Linked DNA regions of Homo sapiens: regions 2, 3, 4 and 5 are each linked to region 1. A link is a contact called in ENCODE Hi-C or POLR2A ChIA-PET data. All regions are on one chromosome and are shown on one strand. The core of a region is the stretch at or near the end of the contact, and the rest is flanking DNA. Distances in the headings are between cores, read along the strand shown.

What was found. Hi-C counts contacts between places; a loop is a spot of excess contacts on that map. ChIA-PET counts read pairs that join two places held with the same protein, here RNA polymerase II (POLR2A). Pooled maps may share reads with other maps.
Region 2: a pooled map shows a loop between it and region 1 (2.9-fold over the local background). The contact joins two enhancer-like sites. A Hi-C loop is called at or near these places in 1 of 168 maps with a recorded cell type or tissue (PC-9) and 3 of 50 pooled maps.
Region 3: a loop to region 1 is called in a map of endothelial cell of umbilical vein, with 2.6 times the contacts of the local background. The contact joins two enhancer-like sites. A Hi-C loop is called at or near these places in 2 of 168 maps with a recorded cell type or tissue (PC-9 and endothelial cell of umbilical vein) and 3 of 50 pooled maps. POLR2A ChIA-PET finds 5 or more read pairs at or near these places in 1 of 52 experiments (PC-9).
Region 4: a map with no recorded cell type shows a loop between it and region 1 (8-fold over the local background). The contact joins two enhancer-like sites. A Hi-C loop is called at or near these places in 3 of 37 single-sample maps with no recorded cell type and 2 of 50 pooled maps.
Region 5: a loop to region 1 is called in a map of GM12878, with 1.9 times the contacts of the local background. The contact joins two enhancer-like sites. A Hi-C loop is called at or near these places in 1 of 168 maps with a recorded cell type or tissue (GM12878), 11 of 37 single-sample maps with no recorded cell type and 4 of 50 pooled maps. POLR2A ChIA-PET finds 5 or more read pairs at or near these places in 2 of 52 experiments (MCF 10A and activated T-cell).

The regions. Positions count from the first base shown.
Region 1 is chr11:35,905,594-35,910,932 of GRCh38, reverse strand. No RefSeq gene overlaps it. Among named protein-coding and RNA genes, the nearest start is that of LDLRAD3, 36 kb to the left of the region's middle. Within about 2 kb of position 2,717, at least 8 of the 41 ENCODE cell types and tissues checked have a DNase peak (open chromatin) inside an H3K27ac peak, as active enhancers do.
Region 2 is chr11:36,147,119-36,152,457 of GRCh38, reverse strand. All of the region lies in intron 4 of LDLRAD3 (low density lipoprotein receptor class A domain containing 3), which reads right to left. Among named protein-coding and RNA genes, the nearest start is that of COMMD9, 140 kb to the left of the region's middle. RefSeq lists enhancers at 2,409-2,588, 2,468-3,041, 1,981-3,180. Within about 2 kb of position 2,602, at least 14 of the 41 ENCODE cell types and tissues checked have a DNase peak (open chromatin) inside an H3K27ac peak, as active enhancers do.
Region 3 is chr11:36,128,617-36,133,955 of GRCh38, reverse strand. The region is part of intron 4 of LDLRAD3 (low density lipoprotein receptor class A domain containing 3); the gene reads right to left. Among named protein-coding and RNA genes, the nearest start is that of MIR3973, 120 kb to the right of the region's middle. Within about 2 kb of position 2,020, at least 5 of the 41 ENCODE cell types and tissues checked have a DNase peak (open chromatin) inside an H3K27ac peak, as active enhancers do.
Region 4 is chr11:35,680,119-35,685,457 of GRCh38, reverse strand. It overlaps TRIM44 (tripartite motif containing 44), which reads right to left. Exons shown (of 5, transcript NM_017583.6): 2 at 122-199. Among named protein-coding and RNA genes, the nearest start is that of TRIM44, 20 kb to the right of the region's middle. Within about 2 kb of position 2,477, at least 4 of the 41 ENCODE cell types and tissues checked have a DNase peak (open chromatin) inside an H3K27ac peak, as active enhancers do.
Region 5 is chr11:35,719,600-35,724,938 of GRCh38, reverse strand. All of the region lies in intron 2 of TRIM44 (tripartite motif containing 44), which reads right to left. Among named protein-coding and RNA genes, the nearest start is that of TRIM44, 59 kb to the right of the region's middle. RefSeq lists an enhancer at 2,645-2,744. Within about 2 kb of position 2,823, at least 3 of the 41 ENCODE cell types and tissues checked have a DNase peak (open chromatin) inside an H3K27ac peak, as active enhancers do.

The DNA.
Region 1 (5,339 bases), core at 1,468-3,967:
AACCCAGGAAGCAGACCTTGCAGTGAACTGAGATTGTGCCACTGCACTTCAGCCTGGGCAACAGAGCAAGACTCTGTCTCAAAAATAAAAAAAAATAAAAAATAAAAAAACTCCCCTTTATATATACGTCTATCTTATTAGTTCTGTCCCACTAGAGAACCCTAATACAGCCTCCTACAACAATAATTATCCAACCCAAAATGTCAGTAATGCCAAGGATGAGGAACCTTGGTCTAGAGAGTGACAAATGATGAGAAGAAATAACCAAATGCATGACCCATGCCATTCTGCTCTCTCATTGGAGGGGTAGTGAAAGGTGGGGGGTGGCTAGGGGAACTCACTTTTCCAAGCCTCCCTGTACTAGATCCAAGACCAGGTGGAAGAGGATGGCTCCCAACTCCTGATGGCCGACACCTCAGTCATCTCTTTCATAAAGATTAAAGGAAAAATTCAAATATCATAGCATCTTGATTTCACTGGAACTTATATAGGCAAAACTCCTAGTTTAGCAGACTTTTTTTTTCTCTCTTTATAGAAGTAGAAAGGAGCAAAATACCAGAAGGAAAAGGCTCATTTCAAGAACTTCAAAAACATGTCCTAGGGTTGAGTAGAAATTCTACCCAATCTCCCATTTCCTTTTGTTTTGCTTTTTCTGGACAATGGGAATTGGGGTCCAGAATATTTAGCCTGAGGTCCACCCTGACCCTCAACTATCAGGCAAACATTAAATTGCATTTAGAGTAAACTGTGCTTTTTAAGGCAGGAAACTCAACTCACGCTTTTCAGAGACTTTCAATGGCAAGGGTTGAAGTGAAAAGGATTTTCTGGTTAACTCTGAGATAACCTGGAATCTCCCATACCCAGGGCATTTTGACTAATTGCAGTTTTCCTGTAGTTTACACTTTTTAAGACCTTCTTGATATTGGCAAGGTTTACAGGAAGGGCTACTGACAGTATGAAAAACTCAAATCCAAATTTCCATTTCTGCATTTCATTCCTGTAATGTTGGAATGTATTAAAAACAAAAGTGTAACCTTTTTTTGTAATGTAACAATTCAACTGGGTGGTTTTTTTAAACATCTAAAAACAAAGAAGACATTCTATGGGTAGAGAAGAGTTAACTGGCCTACAGAACAGCAGTGGAAGATAAAAATGGTGGTTCTGACTGGCAACCTGTTTCACATGGACAGCTTTGCATGACTGTGTCTGTTTTGGAAAGTTTGACTTAAAACATTTGCATGATTGTTTTGCTAGGAACGAAACACATTAAGGTAAATGCTTTTGCCTGAATATCCCTAATCTCATTGTGACAGGTTTGTATCCAGCCTGGTTATAGCCAGGACTAACTCTTCTCCCACGTTCTTGCTAATTGGCAGCAGCAGACAGTGTGTGAGTTGGGATATGTGAAAGATGGAGAAAAACAAAAATAAAGCCAAACTCTAAAACTCCAATCATCTTTAATTAGTCAAGAAAAATCAACAGCTTGAGAATGTACACCTACTAAGACAGCGAGAAGGGATGGCTACAAAGTGCTTCTGTCTCTAAGGATCTTGTGCCCCTCATTTAATCTTCCCTGGCGTTTGTTTGTTCCACATGTTAAAAAATGTTATCCTCTGTTTTTACCAGAGGTAGCAGTGCTTAATTTAGAAATTTTAAAAATGCAGAAATATCCGTAATAGATCTGGTGCTACAAGGTCATTCTCCCTGTCTCTGTTTCTCTCCCTGATGGTAGAGAATATCCTATATTGTGAGAATAAAAATAGCCAGAGTCAGATGTCAGTTAATCAGAGTCTACCTAACAGGATGGTTAATCAAAGCACTTTTTTTTTTTCTGTTTAACAACGTGGAATAGTGAAAACATCATCAACTTTGATTCTCTGGAGCCTGGGCTTAAAATCTTCCATGGCTTTCTAGCTGTGTGACTTTAACAAAATCAATGTACTTCTCTGAGACTCAGCTTCCACACTAGTAAAATGGTTTTGTTATAAATACACACACACACACACACACACACACACACATATACACACATATTTTTTTTTGAGATGGAGTCACACTATGTTTCCCAGGCTGGAGTGCAGTGGCACGATCTCGGCTTACTGGAACCTCCACCTCCCGGGTTCAAGTGATTCTCCTGCCACAGCCTCCCAAGAAGCTAGGATTATAGGTTCCCACCACCACGCCCAGCTAATTTTTTATTTTTTGTAGAGACCGGGTTTCACCATGTTGGCCAGGCTGGTCTCAAACTCCTGATCTCAAGTGATCCACCCACCTCGGCCTCCCAAAGCGCTGGGATTACAGGCATGAGCCACCAGGCATGGCCTCGTTTTGTTATTACTAGTAGGTAGTGTGTGATAAGGATAAAAGTAAACAATACATGCAAAGCAAATTGTTGGAACTCAATAGATATTAGTCCCATTCCCTGCCTCTCCAAGACACAACATAACACCTCCCATTCACATAATACACAGTTATTTGTTGTTGTTACTGTTGAGTGTTTTGTTGAATACTTTTAGAAAAAAGAGTAAAAAGTATTAGAAACCAAACCAATAGTGAAGATTTAAATCAAACAAAGGCAACGTCTGTAGCAAGGTCTGGGGTGAATTTATGACAGGTATGACTCATTGTCTTCAGTTTTCTATGCACAAAGGAAATGAGAACTGGCAGTTCTTCAGGATGACCCTAGCATTCTGCAAGATCCTCAATCATCTCTGAAAAGGGACACTGTGTTCCTTTTTGGTTAGGACTGTTTGGTTGCAAGTAACATAAGCTGCCTCAAGCTGGCTTGCATATGCATTTTGAGGTGTGTGTGTACACGTGCCTGTGTGTGGTGAAGGGGTAGTTCAAAGTGCCTTATGGAGCCAAAACTTGTAGAAACTACTCACTGTATATCTTTTTCATTTTTACTTTCCCTTACACTAGTTTTTGCTTCTTGTCCCAAATGGCAGAAAAATTGCTGCCCCACAATTCTAGAGGTTATGTTATAGATCCAAGCGCATGAAGAGACTGATGCAACCAGAGTTTCCCCCAATTTGAAATTCTCAGAGAAAGAAGCTGATTGGTTTAGCTAAGTTCCGCTGTACACCTCAGCTCCAATCATCTGTGGCTAGGAAGACAGCATTGCACAAACACAGGTGAAGGAGGCTTACTCCTAAGATCCTGAGGATGGAAATAAAAGAGGAGTTTCAAAGGGTGGGGAAAGGTGAGTGTCATTAGGTATAGACACACCAAAGGTGTCATTCCAGTTTAAGTAGTAGGGGGGAAGTGAACTAATATAGAATAATTTTTAACAGCCAGAGCCAGAATCTAAAAGGGTTTTGGCTTAGCATGGTGGCTCACACTTGTAATTGCAACACTTTGGGAGGCTGAGGTGGGAGGATCACTTGAGCCCAGGAGTTTGAGACCAGCCTGGGCAACATAATGAGACCCCGTTCTACAAAAATAAAAATAAAAACAAATTAGCCAGGCATGGTGGTGCATGCCTGAAGTCCCAGCTACTCAGGAGGCTGAGGCAGGAGGATCTCTTGAAGGAGTTCAAGGTTGCAGTGAGCTATTATCACACTACTGAACCCCAGTCTGGGCAGCAGAACAACATTCTGCCTATTAAAAAATGAAAGTAAGAAGGTTTTTTTAAATATATACATACCATAGTTAAGCCAAAAAATTCAATTAGACCAAACTTATTTTACCTTTCATGTCAATTATAGCAGACACAGATGCTTGCCTACCTAACAGCCTATTCTCTTTTCTTCTAAGTTGACCGTACCACACATTTACTTGGGTGTCTGCTCCATCATCTTATCAGTCATAGATAACCCCCATCCCTGTGTTTAGATGTAAATTAGTCTAATAGGTGCATTGTGATCCTATTTGCTGTCTAGTTAGTGGCTTAGACATAAGCATGTGATACAATTCTAGCCACTAAAACTCGATAGACAGTCTGCTGATAGGCCTTTTGCAAAGATTTTTTTATTCTCAGTGATGAAAAGAAACTCATAGGAACACTCCTTCTTCTTTTAGATACTTTTAGATCTGGCTGTGATGCGCGGGACTGTGGCAGCCACCTTAGGCCCATGAGGGGACTTAGCATGAGAATGGAAGAACTGAAAGATAGAAAGAACTTGGGTCCTTGATGACATCATTTGAGTCACTGGGTTAACCCACCTTGGACTACTTTACTTCTGGGATTCTTGTTATTTGATAAAAGAAGTGTTCTTATTGTTTAAGCCAGTTGAATTCATTTTTAATTTTTAGTTACTTGAATCCCCAAACATCCTAAATGACATACCTCCAAATTAATACAAATCACAAGCCACAAATGAGACATACTTTAATGAGAGCTGACTTGATAGCATGGAGAACAATTTTGCAAATTCTTAGGAGAAGCTGTCCCTTAGGCAACAGTGATATTGGTAGCCAGGAGATCATAAATCATTTCTAATGCTCCCAGAGCCTTATCAATATACAGAATTTTGCAAGCACAGCAACATTTTTTTTTATATTTATGAAAAAAGCACCTCAAAGGAATTATCTGTTTAAAGTAGCTTTTTTGTGCTTCAAAGTCCTTGCTCCTTCAGACAGAGAGTTGGACAAGTTTAAAGTGGTTTTATTGTGCGTTCCACTCGCTCAAGTTTGATAGGCTGTGTTTTCATGACAGGTCTGTCCCAGCACTGGGTGCCTGGGATGATTTGATGTGGGCTGAGTTCGGACAGCCTAATACTTGGGAAAAAATGTGCTGAAATTGAACAAGATCGCTTTCTGCCCAGCTGTTCTCCAAAGGCTCAGACATTTTTAGCACTGAGCAAAGAAGCTTGTATTTGTTTTGACGTTCTTGGCAAGGAGAACAATGGTTTATTATCCTAGCACTTTACTAACAAATAAGACTGCCTCCAGCAGAGATAAAATATGGGTCTTGACTTCATTGCATCTCATGTCCAAGGGAATTATCTTCTATTCATTCTGATGCCCTTTCATTATGCAGTGTATCTTTTTGTTCTTTATCCTTACCCCACAAAGTAACCCCTGGCTTTCACTCTGAGAAGACAGCTTCCTGAAATCACCATGGGCATGGCAGTTTGATTGTCTTATAAAACATATACTGTATTTTCACTTCTCCAATTTGATATCTTGGAATTTTTTTGTTTGTTTGTTTGCTTTTGGTTCTCCAGATGTGTATGGTTACTTTCTTCTCTAATTTTTCTGTCTGCTTCCTTTTGATATTTGTTTATGTTGTTGCTACTGTTTTAGCACACAGAAGTCTTGGCTTTTACATCATACCTACATTGAAGAGGGCTATCCGGACGCTTTTCTTCGCCCATATGGAGAAGTGTATTACACAG
Region 2 (5,339 bases), core at 1,353-3,852, 240 kb before region 1:
ACCTAAGGCTCTGTTTGACTTAAGGTCAATTCCTATCGCTAACGAGCTGTGTGACTGTGGCCAAGTCACTTAACCTCTCTGGTTTTCTCATCTGTAAAATGAGACGAAAGCTGAATTAGATAAACCTCTAATGGTCTTTCTGTCTCTGATAGCATCTGGTTTTATAACTGACTAGAGATTTTCTTTAAAATGGAAAGATTCCCTGGTGAATTTAGAAAATGACTCAATTCCACACAGCTTTCAGGAGCACGTGTATCACAAAGTGAGACTCATCTATGGATTCTTTAGCTAAAGGAAAAGGAAAGTGTGTGTTGGAGGGAAAGAGAGCATTTCTCAGCCAAGTGGCCAATTTGCGGTTTCAGTTCCCTTAGGAGGCGTTTGGAAATTCAGCATTCCTTGGTTCTACCAGTTTTTACCTCACTCAGGAAAAGGGAGTTGGATGGGCTGGTTTGGGAAGCTGGTGGTGGTCACAGAAGTCACTGCAGACACTTTGGGGTAATTTTCTCCAAGTCATCCAGCTAAAGTGTTGGGGTCAAGTCTATGAAGCTCTCTGGTAGCCCCAGCTCATGATCTAGCATTTCCTTGTAGTGGTACTAAGAGACAAGACAATAGTACTCAGTGGGCTGGGAGGAACTGTTTATTTTCCTTCCTTTTATTCTATTGATTGATTGTAAAGTCTAGCCTGCTTGGTAGAATTCATGCTAGCGCCAGGGTCTCTACTACAGACACTGATGTGTAACTGGCACTAGACAGGACTGGGGATTTTGACCAATATACATTTATCAAGCTCAATGGAGGAGGTGGAAGACTAAAAACAATTCAAAGTGGGATCCCGCCCTCACGGAACTTAGCATCTATTAAGGAGGGAGCGGAGTGCCATGGAAAGACCATGGGCTTTGGAAAGAGACCTGAGTTGACTACAGCCCAGCCCAATTGTTTACTAGCTATGTGGCCCTGGGCAAGAAACTTAACATTTGTAGCCTTAGTTTCCTTCTTCGTAAAATGGCGGTAACAGAGTCCAACTGTTAGGGCTGAGATTATCTATATGAAGGTCTTGGCACAGTGGCCAGCAGTGCCTCTCTTCTGTATTCGATGTAAATGGCACCCCCTGAAGTTTTGCGATGTGCACCCCTGGCCCATCTTACTACACAATACTGTGTATTGTGTAGTAAGTGCTCAATACACAGTAGCTGCTATTATGACTGTCTCTAATGTTACCATGTGGGTACATCAGAGCTGGGATAGAATTCAGGTCATTCCCAGATATGAGCATGATTCACTGAAACAGCACCATGTGAATTACAATTTGAACAACTGGAAACCTCTGGCCTGGCTAGACTGGTGAGGGCGTTCTAGACAGACAGAAAAGTGTGCCTGAAAGGTGGGAAACCAAGGATTGTTCAGAGGTGCCTATGGGTGCATGTGGTGAACAGATCAGACCTCGGAGAACTTTCCATGTCCAGTAAGAGATTCAGCTTTATGCTACTGGCAATGAGGGGCTATTGTGTGTTTGAACACAGACAGCAAGACAAGCAGGACTGGGCTTTCAGTGACAAGGACTGGAGGTCAGGAAGGCTCATTAGAAAGCTACTGCAAAAGCAGGAGGTAGAGAGAAGGCCAGAATTTGGGCATGGGCATTCAGCTTCAACAAGGGATCTTTCTTTCTTTCTTTCCTTTTTAATTTTTTATTTATTTATTTTTTTGAAACAGAGTCTTGCTCTGTTGCCCAGGCTGGAGTGCAGTGGCTCAATCTTGGCTCACGGCAACCTCTGCCTCCTGGGTTCACACCATTCTCCTGCCTCAGCCTCCCAAGTAGCTGGGACTACAGGCGCCCGCCACCACGCCCGGCTAATTTTTTTTGTATTTTTAGTAGAGATGGGGTTTCACTGTGTTAGCCAGGATGGTCTTGCCTTTTTTATTTTTTTTTAAAGAGACAAGGTCTCGCTCTACCACCCACGCTGGAGTGCACTGGTACAATTATAACACACGGCAGCCTGGGACTCCTGGGTGCAAGTGATCCTCCCACCTCAGCCTCCTGGGTAGCTGGGACTACAGGCGTGTGGTACCACGCCTGGCTAATTTTTAATTTTTTTGTAGAGATGAGGTCTCACTTTGTTGCCCTGGCTGTTCTCAAACTCCTGGCCCCAAGTGATCCTGCTGCCTCAGCCTCCCAAAGTGTTGAGATTACACGTGTGAGCCACTGTGCCTGCCTTCAACAGGGAATCTTTAAAGAGTAATATTCATGCCTCATTTATGGAACAAATATTGTTCTCAGTTCTCAGATACCGGTGTCCAAGACAGACACAGCCACTAGGAGGCAACATTGTTCTTCCCTAGAGATGGGACACCACACAGTCCCCAGGTAAACGATACCCCCTGCAGCCTGGTGGATAGTTCAAGAAAGCTGTTTTGGGGAATGAAAAAGGACACCCCACCTTCCACCTCATCCTACCACACTCCCTATTCCACCGTTCACGCCTGCCCTGGCCTGGTGAATGCCAAAGCAATGCTGTAAGAGAGACCCAGGGCTTTAGCCCTCAATTCAGCCACATTCATGAGTCATGAGTCATGAGGAACATGAGTCATGAGGAACAGTCATGAGGAACACATTCATGAGTCATGAGGAACAGACGCAGAGCCTCAATGGGGCCCCAAGTCAGCAAGGGATGCACCTGCCCCAGCACTTCTGGAAGCTCTGGCACTGTGTTCAGTGCCCTCATACCCTGGTCACCAAGCCCCAGGAGATGGTTTTCTACCCAATTACCAACTGAGACAAACGTGGCAGGACACTACAGCGCTGGGAGCCACAGACCCTGGCCACCAGCCCAGAAGCAGACTCACAGCTCTGACATTTTCAACAGGTAGATAGGAGCAGCGAACAGATTCAAACTCCCTCTCATCCTCATCTCTCACCAGCTGGACAACACTGCTGTGCAGGGACAGCGTCTCAGACACAGACGGTGCTTCTTGAATCATTTGTCTTTCTGGGGCCTTCCAAGTTGGGTTATTTTGTCCTATCCTTTCTAGCGACTGCATACTGATACTTTCTTTCCCCTTTTTCTCTTGCTTCCTGCCAACTTAACTTTATCCAGGATGGTCTTTGCATTTGTTGTGCCCACAACTCTCCAACCGCTATTCTTTTGTAGATTTTATCTGACAGATTTCATTTTACCTTCTGCACAGGCATCTGACCATCCCCTGACGTCTGATGTCTTCTCCCCTCCCAGGCCTGAGTGCCTGATCATTCCCTCAAGAATCTTGCAGAAAGGCCATCTTCCCTGGCTACTCCCAAATGGAGTTCAAAGCTCCCCTTTTCTGCTACCTTGGTACTCAACAGAACTCATCATGTGGGCATGAGTCTGTCCCTCTTCTTAGATAAGGAGTTTCCAGACGCTGTGGCCAGGTGTTCTCTCTTTATCATCCCAGTGTGCGACATGGGGCCTGGTTCATCATACGTATCAACACAGTTGGCTAAATGGATGGATGCACAAGGTAGACTGAATGAAGGACCATTTCACTAACTTCATTTGTCTCTCCTAGAGCAGCTGCCACCACCATCTGTTACAAAACCTTCAAACTGAAATGTTACTTCAATTCCTTTCCAACACTTTCTGCCTACCCAAGCCAGGGGATGCCTCCTTCACAGAGCTGGTCATCTGTGGGTAGCAGAAGACAAGTGAATGCACCATGTCCCTCAGACCTTTGAAGATATAGCTTGGGAGTCTTGCTGGGGTAAAGTGGTCCTGGCTCCATTCCCTGGCTGCTTCATGTTCCCAAGGGTCATACAAAGACCCAGAGTCTGAGACTGCAGAAAACCCCAAGACGGCCCTATCTCCTTCTCCTTGGCTGTCACTCAGATTCCCACCCAAACCTCCTCCAACTCCATGACTCTAAACACAGGATAGACTGAAGCATTCCCTTCTAGTTCTACTGGTAAATATAACTGTCAGAAGATTTTTCCAAAAGCAGGCAGTGAGAGAAAAATCATAAAGGCAGCAAAGTCCTCGTTAGGGAATAGAAAAGTTGGATTTGCCACCAAATGAACCGAGATGCCCCTACAGTCACCCCAGAAAATACACCCTGAGTGTATCGAGATAGTCATCTGAGCACTCGCAGATGTCTCCTTCCCGCTTCCAGATCCCTAAAGTGACAGGGCAGGGGTTAAAACACAAAGATCACAGGGTTGAGAACCAAGGAGAGGACCATCACTGGGCTCCTTTTCTAAAATCCCTATGCTAGATATATAACATTTATTTAATAAGAAAAACAGAAACAATGAAAACAATCTGGCCAGGTGTGGTGGCTCACGCCTGTAATCCCAGCATTTTGGGAGGCCGAGGTGGGCAGATCACTGAGGTCAGGAGTTCAAGACCAGCCTGGCCAACATGGTGAAACCCCGTCTCTACTAACAATACAACCATTAGCCGAGGCTGGTGGTGGGTGCCTATAATCTCAGCTACTCGCAAGGCTGAGGCAGGAGAATCGCTTAAACCTGGGAGGTGGAGGTTGCAGTGAGCCAGGATTGCACCACTGCACTCCAGCCTGGGCAACACAGTGAAACTCTGTCTCAAAAGAAATAAAAATAAAAATAAAAAACAACTAATGGAAAAAAGGAAAAGAAATAAAGGCCCAGGCAATAAAGACTCAAGCTGGTGGCTCACCCTTGTAATACCACAGGGCATATGCAAAGTCAGGTATTGCTTTGCAGTGATGTAAGAGGTCAGAATCACAGGAGTCTGGCAACTGCAGTGTCAGATACATCATACCACAGCCCCATGAGGAGATATTCTGAAACACTGATTGTTTTAGGAATTGTTAATAACTTGAGAATGTGTACATGATACTATGTGTAGGGGGTTGAACTGTGTCCCTCAAAAGTTATGTCCATGTTCTAACCCCTGGTGCCTGTGAATATGACTTTATTTGGAAAACGGGGTCTCTGCAGATGTAATTGAGTTAAGGAACTTTAGATGAGATCATCTTGCATTTAGACTTGACCCTAAGTCAAATGACTGGTGTCCTTTTAAAAGTAAATAGAGGGGCCGGGTGTGGTGGCTCATGCCTGTAATCCCAGCACTTTGGGAGGCCGAGGCGGGTGGATCACAAAGTCAGGAGATTGAGACCATCCTGGCTAACATGGTGAAACCCTGTCTCTACTAAAAATACAAAAAAATTAGCTGGGTGTGGTGGTGGGTGCCTGTAGTCCTAGCTACTCGGGAGGCTGAGGCAGGAGAATGGCATGAACCAGGGAGGCGGAGCTTGCAGTGAGCCGAGATCATGCCACTGCACTCCAGCCTGGATGACAGAGCAAGACTCCGTCTCAAAAAAAAAAAAAAAAA
Region 3 (5,339 bases), core at 771-3,270, 220 kb before region 1:
GAGGGAAGAAGGAACAAAGCCAGATTTTTCTCAGCTTTCAGTTCTTTCAACTAGAACAGACATTTAAGAACCCACACCCAAGCAGAACTGGACCATTTTATCCTTCGATGTAGAAAATGGGCCGGGCGCGGTGGCTCATGCCTGTAATACCAACACTTTGGGAGGCTGAGGCAGGCGGATCACAAGGTCAGGAGATCAAGACCATCCTGGCTAACACGGTGAAACCCTGTTTCTACTAAAAATACAAAAACAAAATTAGCCAGGCGTGGTGGCAGGCGCCTGTGGTCCCAGCTACTCGGGAGGCTGAGGCAGGAGAATGGCGTGAACCCAGGAGGCGGAGCTTGCAGTGAGCTGAGACACAGCCTAGGTGACAGAGCAAGACTCCGTCTCAAAAAAAAAAAAAAAAAAGAAAAGAAAAAGAAAACGGACTTGGGCTGGGCATGGTGGCTCATGCCTGTAATCCTAGCACTTTGGGAGGCTGAGGCAGGAGGACTGCTTCAGCCCAGGAGTTTGAGACCAACCTGGAAAACAGAGCAAGACCTTGTCTCAGTTTTTTCCAAAAGAAAAGAAAAGAAAAGAAAAGAAAAGAAAAGAAAAGAAAGGAAAAGAAAATGGACTCAGGCTGGGCATGATGGCTGACACCTGTAATCCCAGCATTCTGGGAGGCTGAGACAGGAGGACTGCTTGAGCCCAGGAGTTCGAGACCAACCTGGACAACATAGCAAGGCCCCATCTCAACTAAAAAAAAGAAAAAAGAAAATGGACAAATGGACTTGGCCTTCTTAGGCCATAAGGAAGATGAATCATCACTGCAGGAGATGCCAGAAAATGCAAAAGGAGAGCTAAGTAAGTTTAAGTTTCCAGATAAAAGGTAAACAAAGGTAAAATTTAATGAGCACATACCATGGGCCAAACACTAGACAAGAGGCTGTTTTAATCAGTATCTCATTTATCCTCTCAAAATAAAAACCCCAAAACACTATAAAACTCATTCTATTATCCCCAAAAGGGGGGAACTGAGGCTGGGGAGAGGAAGTCACTTGCCCAGGGTCACGTGGCTGGGAAGCCACAGAGCTGAGGACCAAACTCAAACCTGCTGACTAACGTGGTGCTCTTCCCTCTGTATACACGGCCCCGCATGAGTACGTTACTTATGAGTGCGTTAAAACAAGCCAAAAACCCCACATGGGCTTAAACCGCTGCATTCACTTGACAAGCACTATGTAAGGTCCTCTCCTATCGGGACTGTAAGGCGCTCAAAAGTGATGTATGGATAGGAAGAAAAAACGCAACATCACCTGAAACCCGAATTAAAAATCCATGTGCTTCTGAGTCCTGAACAATTTCTCTATCACAAAATATTTACTGTGGCTTTGTGACCTTCGACAAACCACCCAACCTTTGTGTGCCCCAGTTTTCTCATCTATAAAACGGGGAAATAATGACACCTACTCCTTCTGGGTTGTTGTGTGATTTAACAAATTTTAAATATAAAGCACTAAGAACAGTGTTGGGCACACAGTCAACACTGTGTAAGTTTAGCCACGCTGCATTATTGCTCTTATTAGATAATCACACATCATTGAAGCATGTGTACACACACACACAGTCACACGTTTTCTTTTTCTCTTCTCTCACACAAAAACGGGTTATTGAGACACATTTTCCAACAAGAGACAGTGGACTTGGCAAAGGAGCCTCTTAATGCAGCCTCCTTTATTTTCCGTCTTCCGCTCTCCTTTATAAATAGGTTTGGCAAACTGATGCTTAATAGCTTAATATCGTGTTCATATTAATCTCACCCTGTCTGAACTTCAAAGGGACACACTGTTCTGACTGCTAATGAAATGAATTTTAGTTGTAAGTTTCCAAGGGATCAGAGCTGGAAAAAAAAAAAAATCCCAGCTGATTTAAAAAGACAAACATCTCCTTGGTGCTCTTTTAAAGCTATTTGGGTTTTACAGAGCCATCGCCCCAAGCAGGGGAAATCCAACAGCCTTAGCCTGGCCAGCACAAGGTCCCACAGACGCTAGATGGCACTAGAACATGCTCGAAACAAAGACCACCCAGCACCTAAGCTCCTCTGGTCCTTTGCCCAGCCCACCCCAGGCCCCAGGTGGGTTCAATGAGGCAAGATGTGTGATATAGACTATACAAACTGGAATAAACCATGCAAATGTTAGAAACTATAAATAGGAGTCAAGGAAGCAATATTACATGCTTGGACAAAATACACCCAGGTATTCTTTTCTGGATTTCAAAAGGCAAATCATCACAATAATTCAGTACTTAATGCTACTGAGCCATACACTTAAAAATGGCTAAGACAGTAGGTTTTCTGTTATGTATATTTCACCATAATTTTTTTAAAAGGCAAAGCATCCCCAATAATAGGAATAGTATAGTGTTTTCATTCCTAAGAAATAAATACAATAATGTAGTCAGTTACCATCTCTTACTCTGGTATAATGTATTCTAGCCCCAAAGCAACAAAAAAGTAGTTATTTTACAAACTGGCTCGTTCCAGGACACTGCCAGGCAGCTCATACCTCTGTTCATTTCGAAAACCTCACTTTATATAAATACCAACCTCCCTATCCTTGAGAAGGCTCCGAAGCAGGTTATTCTCATAGAGAGAAAGCTCTTATGCCCCAAACCAGCTTTGAGATGCGTCTGCTGCTGCCTGGAGCCTCACCATCTCCAATTCATTTGCGTGGAAAGGCAAGACAGCTCGTTTAAGCACAGATTACTGGTGGTGGGGTGAGAGCTGGGAGAACAGGGAAAGCCTCTCAAGGCATGAGCCTTACAGGCATGAGCCACTGTGCCCGGCCTAGAGTGGTTTTTCTGATGCCAATGTGGATAAATCTGCTCCTCTGGTTGGCCACCCTTTGAGCCAACTGCACAGCTCAGGTTGGATTCCAGCTGGAAGTCAGGTGAGGCATCCTGAGATGCCTGGTCTCACCTGGGTTGTGACGGGTACCAGGTAGAGGCTTCTGGCCACCAGCAGGGTTAGATAAAGACATTAGGATCCTGAGAATGGGAGGCAGTCCATGAAAGAGATAGTGCGCACTGGACTTGGACTGAGAGAGGCCTGGGGCTGAATTCCAGATTCCAGAGCTGGCTCCTTCCAGTAGAGTGAACCTGGGCAACTCTCTCAGCCTCAGCCTCTACCTACCACTGCCAAGTGGGGATGATGATAATAGCTCCTCAACCAGCTGCTGTGAGGACTACGTGGGCTGATCTGTAAGAAGGACCTAACATTAACATAGTGCCTTGATGAAGCCTGAATGACTCGCACAAAGCAGGCGCTCAGACCAGGGTTGAGGAGAACAGGGGAGCTGGAGGGGCTCGGAGTCATCACTATCTTAGCAGAAGTGGTTGCTGCTTTGTGGATAAAACTGGCGGCAGCTTGCCCCAGCCCTGCGAGTCATTCAGGCTTCATCTGGGCAAGGAAGCATTCCCTCCAGCCTTCTGCCCTCCAAACTTCCTTCCGAACCTTTTGATGGCCTCACGCTGTCCTGAGGATCAAGGCTGGGATCTTAATACTTTTTCTAAAATCCAGCCCCTTCCAGCCCCCGTGGACACATCCAGACAAGCCTCTGCACACTTCATTTGTGAGTTCTATCCCGTCAGCCCCATTCTCTTTACCTTATGCCCTCACAAATGCTGCTCCCTCCACCGGGAAGACTCTTCTCTTCAGGGTCTTATCACCCTTCAGGTCTCAGCCAAATGCCCCTTCCTCAGGGAAGCCCACCGTGCTACTATCGTGTCCTACACTTTTCCTTACACGAATCATCACACTTGAAATTGCCTGTTCAATGCCTGTCTCTCAACTCTTCAGTGAACTGTAAGCATAGGGTCTCAGCTGATAAAAGCTAGCCATTACTATTACTATCCATTCAACAAATATTGACTGAGCCCCTCCTGAGTTCCAGGCACCACTATGGGGGCTGAGGATACTGCAATGAACAACAAACAAAACACGGAAGTTCCCTCCTGGAGCTTTTATCTTACAGAGGGAGACTAGCAAACAACAAGAATGAATGTAAGGACAGTGTACACCCAGTGGTGATAAATACTACAGAGAAAAATATAGCAGGGAAGGGAAAAGATGCAGTTTGATAGAGGGTGGTCAGGGAAGGTCTCACTGAGCAAAGACCCAGAGGAGGTGGGTGGATTGGGGAGAGTGTTGGGGGTGGTGAACATTCCAGGCAGGTTTTAGGGCCAAGAAGGAGGCTTAGGGCAGATGTTTCAGCTGGGATGCCTCCTTCCACATTTTCTGACTGCCTCAGAGCAATGATCAATTGCATGGCCTCTCTATGCCCTAGGTAAGGGAATCCACGCAACAACCTAAGTCATGCCTGTGGCTCCCGGGAAGGGACCTGGCACAAAGGACGATTTATAAAATCTGAGTGCAGAACATCCCTTGGGGTCCCAGCAAGGTCGGATTTGATACTGGCTCACCTCCTCTGAAGGGACTCTGGGACAGGACCATTCCTAGTTCCTCGTTCAACTTTCATATTGGCCTTCTAGGTTGGCACAGGCTATTGGAGATGAAGGCTCTGGGGCTGATTTCACAGGGAATCCCAGACCACATACCTCTGCTCAATGTTCGAATCAGCAAAACACCAAGTCCTGCTTGCAGCAGCCTCTGCCATCGACAGTTGCAAGCCAAATCCTTTGGGTTTTGTTTTTGTTTTAGAAAGGACTTAGAAAAGGGCTAATAGTGTTCTTCTCAGAAGCAGGCAGAGAACAAATGCCATATGCTCTTCTAAATTAACCTTCCCACACAATGACCGGGACATTTCTATCTGGGAAGGTCTATTAAATCTCTCGAGCTGGAGGCAGGGGCTGGTTCCCTCATCATTATTCCTCTCTACTCCCCAAACATCAAATCTAGTATTGAGACCTGTACTTCTACTTCCCTGACATCTCTTGACTTTGTCCATTTCCCTCCATCTCACAGGGAAAGCCACCACCATCCCTCATGTAGACTACAAAGGTAGCATCCCAGCCAGTGTCTCTCTACTAACCTTGGCCTCTGCCCATCACTGTTCCACCGATGCTAGGGTGATTTTTCTTTTCTCTCTTTTTTTTTTTTTTCCTTGAGACACAGTCTCACTCTCTTACCCAGGCTGGAGTGCAGTAATGTGATCTCCACTCACTGCAACCTCAGCCTCCTGGGTTCAAGCGATTCTCCTGACTCAGCCACCTGAGTAGCTGAGACTACAGGTGCCTATCACCACACCAGGCTAATTTTTGTATTTTTAGTAGAGATGGGGTTTCACCATGTTGCCCAAGCTGGTCTTGAAGTCCCGACCTCAGGCAATCTACCCACT
Region 4 (5,339 bases), core at 1,228-3,727, 230 kb after region 1:
AGGCTTAATTAAATCTTAATGCAATATTCAGAGAGATGATCATCAACACCTCACAATTTTAGCTCAAGGAGAATGAAATGCTTGGGGTACCAACACCCAATCAATTCCAAACAATACTTACTTTAGGGTCTGAGCTCTTGAACTTCAACCTTTCCACCAATTCGATCATAGCGGCCTTCAGTCCACCTGAGTCTTTGCTCTAGAAGAAAGAAAAGTGAGGGGTCACTAGACAGCATTTTGTTGCTCTCTCAAACACAAACAGCATTTTGGAAGACAATGAAATAGAAAGCAATTTTTTCTTAACAGCCAAGAGAGCTAAACAACAAAGGAGAGGTGCATTGCCCCTCTTTCCCTTCTCTATGGACAAAGAGTGTCAGGACATAAATTGCCCAGTGACTGGCACAACTATATGGAATGAAAATTAAATACAATTTGTATAGGCTGACTCACTGCTTCATCTCAGGCTCAACTGTGCTGGTGTTCACTGAAGCTCTACAAAAGACAGTTCCATACAAGATGTCTATTTTACAGACTGGTAATTTTTATTTTGAACCTTTATGCATCAGATATAGAAGTATGCAATATTAAATATACTTATAAAAATTAAAACAAAGAAAATAGTCTGAAATTTAATTATGAATGGAACTGTAGTGTGCTGATTAAGAACACAGGTTTTTTAACTGGGTGTGGTAGCTTGCACCTGTAATTTCAGCTACTCAGGAGGCTGAGGCAGGAGCATTGCTTGAGGCCAGGAGTTCAACACCAAAAAAACCCATAAAACTCACAGGTTTTTGAGTCAGACATATACAGTTCCAATTTTGGATTTGCCATTAACTAGTTGATTAATTTCAGGCAAATTACTAAATGTCTCAAAACCTTCTCCCCCTTCTATAAAATAGTGATAATAAACTGGGCTATTTTGGGGCCTAACTGAAAGTGTTTTAAAAGATATTAGCACAGTATGTGGCACACAGTGAGTGCTCAAAAATTTCATATGCTATTACTATTATTACAGTATAATGATTTAGAATAGCACAGTACAATAAAAGACTAATGTGAGTCCCAAATGCAAGCGTATGTATATAATTTTATAACTGCCACAATTAAAAAGTAAAATTGATTTTGATGTATTTTACTTAACTCAGTATATTCAAAATATCATTACAACATGCAATTTCAACATGAGATTTTTTTTTATGCTAGGTCTTTGAAATCTAGTATTTCACAATTACAGCCCAATCAATTTAAACCAGCCACATTACAAGTGCTCCAAAGCCACATGTGACTAGTGACTACTATATTGGTCAGTACAGATTTAGAGCACAGACTAGAGCCCTAGTGCCATTAGTCACACACTAGCTGTGTGACCTTAGGCAAGTTACTTACCCTCTCTCTGTCTCAATTTCTTTATCTGTAAAATAGAGCCAATAACTATCTATTTCATAGGACTGCAGTAAGATTAAATTAGTTAATGTATGTCAAGGTACTCAGAACAGAGCCTGGCACATGGTAAATAAAAAAGGAAGTATGAAACAGTTTTATTACTATCTGTCTCCCTCGTGATATTTTCAGTTCCTTAAGGGTAAGAACTGTATTTTTTTGTATCCCTGTATCTCTTATGCCCAGCATCTAGATGTTGTAAAAAGTCTGAACAAATCAATGAATGAACATATAACCTTAAGACATGAATGCCATAATAATAATACATTATATTATATATAGGACAATCTAAAATCACAGGAATTCATTTATTTTCTTATCTCAACAACTCTATCAGATAGGTAGGAACATTCATTTCACCAATGAGGGAAAGGAAGCAAAAAGAGGTAAACTCACTGTCATTTCTATGGGGTAGGGACAACAAAGAAGTACAAGAATAAACAGATACTGCAAATATCTCTTACTCAAAATTGGCCTCTGGATCTGTGATAACATATCTTCCAAATTTACAGAACTAATTTCAATTCCTCCAAAATAGGAAATACCTAATAAGATTCCACTATATAAATTAAAATATACTAAAGGGTCAATTTTCCCCCCTCTGACCTCTCTTGCCTCTCAAGTCTACACAGTAAAAATCAGACACAACATGACTACAACCAATATCTACTTTAGATGTGTTCTCCAAACACAGCTTAAATCACATTTCCATGTTAGCAAAGGTTCTAAATTTTAATAAGTTCTATTTTTTAAAATGATGGTTTACAACTCCCCTATATCCTCCACTAATTTTAGTCTTTAATCTCTGTGGTCTCATAGCAGACAGTTGACAAAAGGAACTTAGAGGTCATATACCAGGAAGCAGGTGAGACCTGAAGTGCCTAAAAAAGGGTTAAGTTGCCAGAAACAATCATGCTTTTACGAGATGATCAGACAATAAAGCCTGTCTGGTGATATCATTCCTCTAACCTGCTTCTCATTGGCTGAACAAGCAGGTCACTTGTCCCTGGAAAGCTCTCTTCCCCCACATCCCAGCTGCCAGCGCCCATTTTAAGCTCTTCGGCAAGAGCTCTGATATATTATGACTTTCCCCCTGGCTCTAGAGAACAGAAAGGAATGCACCAAACTGTGTCTTAAAACCTTCAGAAAAGAATAAAACGACAACGAAGGAATCCCTAAGAAGCAGACAGCCTGTCTGCAAGCAGATGTGCCTCGTGTGGATGAATAAGGGAACCCTTAGCCTTCTTTCATAAAAATTCAGTGTGTCAGCAGAATCCTTCCTCCTTTTCACAAAGCATCAGCAGCATCGCCTAACCAGGGAAGAGACAGAGGAGAGGCAACTTAAGAGAGCCTCCCTTCAGGAAACTCACCTGTTCCACCTCCCCACCCCACTCTCTGTGAATTATTCACCAAGATTAACTGGGCTCTATGATGAGCCTGCTATACTCAGTCTCTAAATCAGTGGTGAAGAAAACCTTTCCCAAAGGCTTTTTTAAAAATCTATAAAATAAGCAGTTGGTCAGAAGGCAGAGGCTCCTCGGGGCAGACCTGACCCTGACAGCTGCAGAGCTGGGGCAAGAGTCCAAATGGAGGACTCTGGCCCCAATCCACTCCCACCACTTTCCCCACATTCCAGTCCCTTCCTGCACCCCAAGGGGCCTTGTGCACAGGTGTTCAAGCTAGCAGGTCCAAGCTGAGAATACCCCTCTTGGTCACCCATGATACACATGTGGGACCTAGGGATACATGTATCAGAAACTGGTCCATCTTCAGGCAGACGGACTCAAGGAGAGGCTCTGCAGGCCCTGGAAGCAAGCTCAGGACATTTTACCAGGTAATTCTTGGGTAGCTAGGTACTTGAAGAGTGGTACGGAACGGGACAGGCATGGCTACAGGAGGGGTCTTCAAAAGCATGGGACATAGCCCAGCTACTCGGGAGGCTGAGGCAGGAGAATCGCCTGAACCTGGGAGGCAGAGGCTACAGTGAGCCAAGATCACTCCACTGCACTCCAGCCTGGGTGACAGAGCGAGACTGCATTTCAAAAAAAAAAAAAAAAAAAAAAAAGTATGGGACATAGGTCAGGGGCATGGGGTTGTTTGGGTCTAAGGGTGGTGGTATCTGAGTCTGAGTATCCCCAAACCATAGAATAGTACCATGTTTTGGTTAATTATTTGTTTGCTGAGGACAGCCATTAGTCAAAAGATAGCCAGACAGGAGATTATATCCTCATTTGTTCCATAGTTAGGGAACCAGTGAACAGAAAAGATAGTGGAACAGAACAGCTGCCTCTGAAACCTGAGTTCTAATTGAGAAGTGAACCAGGATAGTAAGAAAAGACAGCCTAATTCTAACCTTGTAGACATTTGGTTCCATTTTTAGAAATGATTGTCAATCCTTGGGGCACATAACATGACTAGCAAAGTAGTAGGATTCCCCTGCTATCTGTACTTCTCCACCTCCATCCCACCCAATGCATTCCAAGAACACAGGAGTTCAATGTGAGCATATCTTGTTTATGTACCTTGTTCCTCCCCTAAGAAGGTGTAGAATAAAAAGAGATAAGTGCTACATTGTGACACCCACCACTCAGAATTTGATTAATCTGTAGAAGCATAGGATGCTTCACAGAAGCCACCTCCTAGGGATGAGTCATAATAAAACCAAAGGACAAAATGCTGTACATGTGAAGGTATTCTTTAGTCTCCAAAGCACTTTCATATGCTCTTTCATTGGCATCTCACTGAAAAGCAGTGTATTCTCACTTTACAGCTGAAAAAAATGGCTGGTGAAAATCAAATGAACCCAAAGCTCAGAGCGCTTATACTCTTTCACTGGCATTTCACAGTAATACAATAACTAAAAGGTAGTGTATTCTCCTTCACAATGGACAAAAATGGCATTGTGGATGTCAAACAATGTCCCCAAAATCACAGAGCTGGTCAGTGACAAAACCAAGATCAGAAAGATCTAAATGAAAAAGATTTATAACATATACATGGTATCAAGAATACAGAAAAAACACATAAGGGATTTCTATACATCAGTAAGAAAAGGCCAAATAAACCCAACAGAAATCTCCAAAAAAAAATGAACAAACGAGACCCTGTCTTAAAAAAAATAGAAATGTGAAATGCAAACACATCAAAACATGCAAAAGATGCTCAGACTCACTCATGATTAAAATATAATTTCTTACCCATCAGCCTGAAATAAATTTTAATCTCATAACAGCAAGTGTTAGGCCCTGGGGAAATTGGGGACTTCCATATGTTGTTGATGGATATATAAAATAACTGCCACTCTGAAATCACATGCCTACCAATCCACTTCTCCTTTCCTCTTGAGGAAGACTAGCACCTGTGTCAAGGATGCATGTACAAAAGTATTTATTGCAGCACTGTTTGTAATACTAAAAATCTGTAAACACCCCAAGGATTCATAAATATTGGGTGGCTAAATAAACTGTGGAATTAACACACTGTGGAATACGACATAGCAAATAAAAAGAATGAGGTAGGTTGTATGTACCTGGATACAATGCATGACATATTGTTGAATTTAAAAAAAAAAACAAAACCTTGCAAAATGGTACATGTAACAGTTTTTTAAAAAATTATTACTTTCTATGAGTGACATAGGTATGTAGAATATTAGAAAAGCAATTATTGCTGGGACTGGTACTTAGGATAGAAGGATTTTAGAGTTAAATATATTCCTATTAATTGCATAATTAAGATTTAGCATACTAAAAAACAAACAAACAAAAAAAGGCAGGCAGTAAGGCAGGGAGAGAAGCAGAAGTTGACCAAGAGGGCCAAGGTCTCCTGCTTACAGTGCTTCTTCCCATGAATTTGCCTAAATGTAAATACTGGGGCCTTTTCCTTTGACAATGCAAACA
Region 5 (5,339 bases), core at 1,574-4,073, 190 kb after region 1:
GTTTTTTAAAGATGTTTAGAGCCACTTAGTAAATTGGCATATACTCTAAAAATATTGGTTCATACTGCCAAGGTGCCTTCTGAGAAAGATGTATTGATTACATTCCTACAACAACATATGAAAGTAAGCATTTTCCTACACCCTTGCCAATACTGGATTATATCAAGCTTTTAAACTTTTACTATCATGGGTGCAAATATATTATTGTTTTATTTTATAACAACTGCAAACCAAAGAAAATACAACTGCTAGCTATATTTATGCTTAGGGCATAAGAAAGGCTAACAAAGTGAGAAATTATCAAAATGAGAACTTCTAAACTCCAAATTTTACCAGCAACTGTATTTATTGATGTTTCCTCACAACCATGTTTATTTTATGATTATTTTAAAACAACTATGCATATTATGAGTGTAGCTGAGATAGGGAGCAGGGAAGAAGTAAACCGTAGACAAAAGGAGAAAGGCAGAAGAAAAGCCAATGGAGGATTTTAGAACTGGAAGAGAAAACAGTTGTCATCTAAATGAACCCCTTCCTTTTACAGATAAGGAAATGGACACGGTTGCAAACCTGTAGAAGAGGGAAAGACTCCAATCTTCTTGTTCTCAGTCTGGTGCTCTGTTCACTATAAAAGTCTGCCAGAAGGGAAGTCAAACTGGGAAAACCTAAGAAAGGAAACTGTGAAAGACAAAGCCTACAGGAGGGGGTAGCAGATTAATTTTTAATTAGCCCCTTAGAAACCGAAAGAAGCTTGATACCTTACGCAGCTTTTGTAACACTACTAAGGACATCAGTGCAAAATAAGGCCTGTATGACATGTATCTGCTCACACATCAAGTGACTAAGTGTCATAAGCCCTCATATACTCTCTGCAGGTGCTCTCCTTGGTGCTGGAGAAAATGGGAAAGTGTATTAAATGTTATTAATGTCCCTGTAAATTCTGTATCAGATTGAGAACTGTGATTTGTGTTTATATAATTCCTTTTTATTTTTAGTGTATGTATTTTAGGGCTATTATGCTTTACAGTGATCATTGATCAATGGATCTCTACTCCTGAAATAAATTGAGTCTCAAATGACTAGGTCCTTCTCTCAGAGACCAAACCTTTTCACTAAGGGATGGACTTTTCTGAATGCCTGAGAAACTCTCTTAATGGCTACCAGTAACTAAAAATGGATATCATAATAAAAACTGACTCACAACCTATTTTACTAGACTTCACATACACATGTGGTTCAGTTAGGAAGCTGACATCTCACTTAGTAAAGGTGTGGGCCAGACTGCAGCAGGTGAATGAGTCATGGATTTTAAAATTCTCTATTTCCCATGGCTTTAATTACATAGGGTTTTCAGCATGACACTGTATTTTATACAGATCAGGTCACAAATGAAAACTGAAGGAAAAAATAATCCGCTTTACAAAACCTTTATGCCTTTTTCCCACTCTCATTCTCTAATTAACAAATAAGCATTTTCCAACCTAAGACATCAAAACCTTTGGCATGTTAGTTACAATCAAGCTGATATATCTTTGTTATAGTTGCATTAGGGTGAAGTGGAATATGATTAAACATAGCATTGTATTGAAATTATAACATAGCACTGCAATTTGAAAATTTTGACCACTGTATGGTCAGAACTACCTATTGAACATCTGAATCTAACCTTCTAATTTTATAGGTGAAGGGGAAAAAAAGTCACAGAGAAGTACGATAATAAAGTTAGGTTTAGAAACTTTCCTCTGGTCCAGTCTAATGTACTTTTACAACTCATCATTTCAAAAGAGTTATAAATGAGAATCTGTCGAAACAAGAAAAAGAAAGAGAAGGAGAGATAGAGAAAGAGAGAGAGAGACGAGGGAGGGAGAGAGTTGGAAGGGGGAGAGGGAGGGAGGGAGGTAGAGAGAGACAGAAGGAGGGAGGTAGAGAGAGAAAGAGAGAGAGATTGAAAAACAATTTGTTTCAGAAAAGTATTGCTGAGATGAACTGAGAATAATGGTCAGGGTTAGGAGCAGGAAGCTACTCAAAAGAGAAGCATCCAAATCTACACTGAATATTTCAGAAACATTTGTTTTGTCACAGGCGTCTGAACCAAAGCCACTCCATTTTGAATACAGGCTGGGTAAAATAAGACTGAGACCTACTGGGCTGCCTTCCCAGAAGGTTAGGCATTCTTAGGATGAGATAAGAGGTCGGCACAAGATACAGGTCATAAAGACCTTGCTGATAAAGCACGTTTGCAGTAAAGAAGCTGGCCAAATCCCACTAAAATAGGATGGCGATGAGAATGACCTCTGGTGGTCCTCACCATTACAGTCCCACCAGCACCATGACAGTTTACAAATACCATGGGAATGCCAGGAAGTTACTCTATATGGTCTAAAAAGGGGAGGCATGAATAATCCACCCCTTGCTTAGCATATGATCAAGAGATAACCATAAAAATAGGCAACCAGCAGCCCTTGGGGCTGCTCTGCCTATGGAGTAGCCATTTTTTCATTCCTCTACTTTCTTAATAAACTTGCTTTCATTTCACTATATGGACTCGCCCTGAATTCTTTCGTGAGCAAGATCCAAGAACCCTCTCTGGGGTCTGGGTCAGGACCCCTATTTGGTAACAGTCCTACAAGCCAAATTTCCTGCAAGGTGTTAAGGAGACTACTCCAAAAATAACTTTAAAAATTGTAGACTGCATGAAATAGAGTTTGAAGACTCTAAATATCTCCCCAAAAAGTCCATTTTCACTTCCCTCTTCCTCATTTGAAAGGCCATTGTTCTAAAACAGAAAAACAAAAAAGCAGGAAATGGAACTTTTTCAGATGCTACAAGCTGTCCACACTCCCACAGCACAGTGTCCTCCCCACTTGCCAGTGTCTATGGAAACTTCAAGTTGGGAAGTTCAAAGTTAAGGCATCTGTTTAGCCTTCAGCATTTATTCCTACATTGTACTCCAAGACAGCTCCTTCCAAACTTAGGCCAGACTCCAGTGAGGGCAGGCAAGGGAAAAACTTCATCAACAAGGAGGTCAAGGCTTTTTCAATGGATGGCAAGATCTCCTATTTCTTGTGTCTTTTGTGTATCAGTGGAATAGCCACTATTTGTGAATAAAACAACTGCCCACCCACCAGGCTTAGAAAATTATTCAGCAGCCTAGAAACACGGTAGACATAAACTCTGAACAGCATTCCACTACCAACATTCTCAGTGATGTCATCCTCAGCGACCTAGTTAGAAGCCTGAAATGAGCAGGTTTTACAATGGGGTATTGAGAATGAAAGGACAAAAGTTTACTGAAGTGAACATTTAAACTCTTCATTAAGCTATCTTTCTCATCTTCTTCAGAAGCCTCCAGGCAAAAGCAGTCATTTGTATCTTTACTTCTTTCATCACCTCCACTTTGTTAATAAGGTACTACCACTGGAACTCTATCTCAGTTAACCGCTTAGTTACTTCAGGTATCCACTCAATGAAATAATATAATGGTATTTACTATTGCTGTTGTTACTGTTATTATTTTCATTATAAAAGACCAAAATAAATACCAAAATGTTGGAGAGTGGTTATCTGTGAATGGTGGAATTACAAGTACTTTTCTCTTTTTCACTTCTCAGTCCAAATTTTCTAAAATAACATGTAACACTTTTTAAAAACTATTTTTTAAAAGAAATGTGGCTTAAAGAAAATCTCAACAAAATACTAGCAAGTCAAATTAATCCATATATAAAAAGAATTATAGGCCAGGTGTGGTGGCTCATGCCTGTAATACCGGCACTTTGGGAGGTTGACGTGGGTGGATCACCTGAGGTCAGGAGTTTGAGACCAGCCCGGCCAACATGGTGAAAACCCACTTCTACTAAAAATACAAAATTTAGCTGGGTGTGTTGGTGCACACCTATAATCCCAGCTACTCAGGAGGCTGAGGCACGAGAATCGCTTGAACCTGGGAGGCGGAGGTTGCAGTGAGGGGAGATGGTGCCACTGCACTCCAGCCTAGGTGACAGAGCAAGACTGTTAAAAAAAAAAAAAAAAGAATTATATACCATGACATAAATGAGGGATATATACCAAGTATGCAAGACTGGTTCAACATTTGAAAAATCAGCTAATATAATTTATCTACATCAACAGGCTAAAGAGGAAAAATCACAATAGATACAGAAAAATCACCTGACAAAACTCAACACTCATTTATTATAAAAACTCTCAGTACACTAGGAATGGGGTGGGGGGGAGCTTCCTCCACTTAATAAAGAACATCTACAATTACCTACAGCCAACAACACACTTAATGGTCAGAAACTCAAGGCTTTCCCGCTAAGATGAGGAACAAGGCAAGGATGTCCCCTCTCACCTTTTCTTTTCAACACTGTACTGAAAATCCTAGCTTACGCAGCAAGTCAAGAAAAGGAAATAAAAGGTATACAGATTGGGAAAGAAGAAATAAAACTGTCTTTGCAGATGATAAGATTGTCTATGTAGAAAATCTGAAAGAATTCACCAAAAAAAAAGGAAAAAAAAAAAAGAAAAAAACCTCCTGGAACCAACAGCAAGACTATAGGATAGAAGACTGATATACAGAAGTCAATCACCTTCCTATATACCAGCAGTGAACAAGCGCGATTTTAAGTTAAAAAGATAATACCATTTACATTAGCACCTCCAAAAATGAAATACTTAGGTATAATTCTAACAAAATACGTACAAGATCTATAAGAGGAAAACTATAAAACTCTAATATAAGAATTCAAAGAAGAAATAAATAGACATTCCATGTTGAGAAAAAGGCTCAATATTGTCAAGATGTCAGGTCTTCCAAAGTTGATCTACAGATTAACAAAATCCCAATCAAAATCCTAGCAAGTTATTTTGTGGATATCAACAAACTGATTCTAAAGTTTATTTGGAGTGGCAAAAGACCTAGAACAGTCAACCCAATATTGAAGAAGAACAAAGCCGAAGAACTGCCACTACTCAATTCAAGTCTTACTATAAAGCTGTAATAATCAAGACAGTGTGATACTAGCAAAAGAGTAGACAGATCAGTGAAACATGATGAAGAGCCTAGAAATGACCCAGGTACATATGTCAACTGATCTTTGACAAAGGAGCAAAGGTAATACAATAGAGAAAAGATAGTTGTGAACAAATGGTGCTGGAACAACTAGACATCCACATGAAAAAATAATAATAATCTAGACACAGACCTTACCAATTTTCACCAAAATTTATTCAAGATGGATTATGGACCTCAATGTAAAATGCAAAACTATAAAACTCTTAGAAGATAACATTTTAAAAAAGCTAGATGACCTTGGGTATAGTGATAACTTTTTAGATGT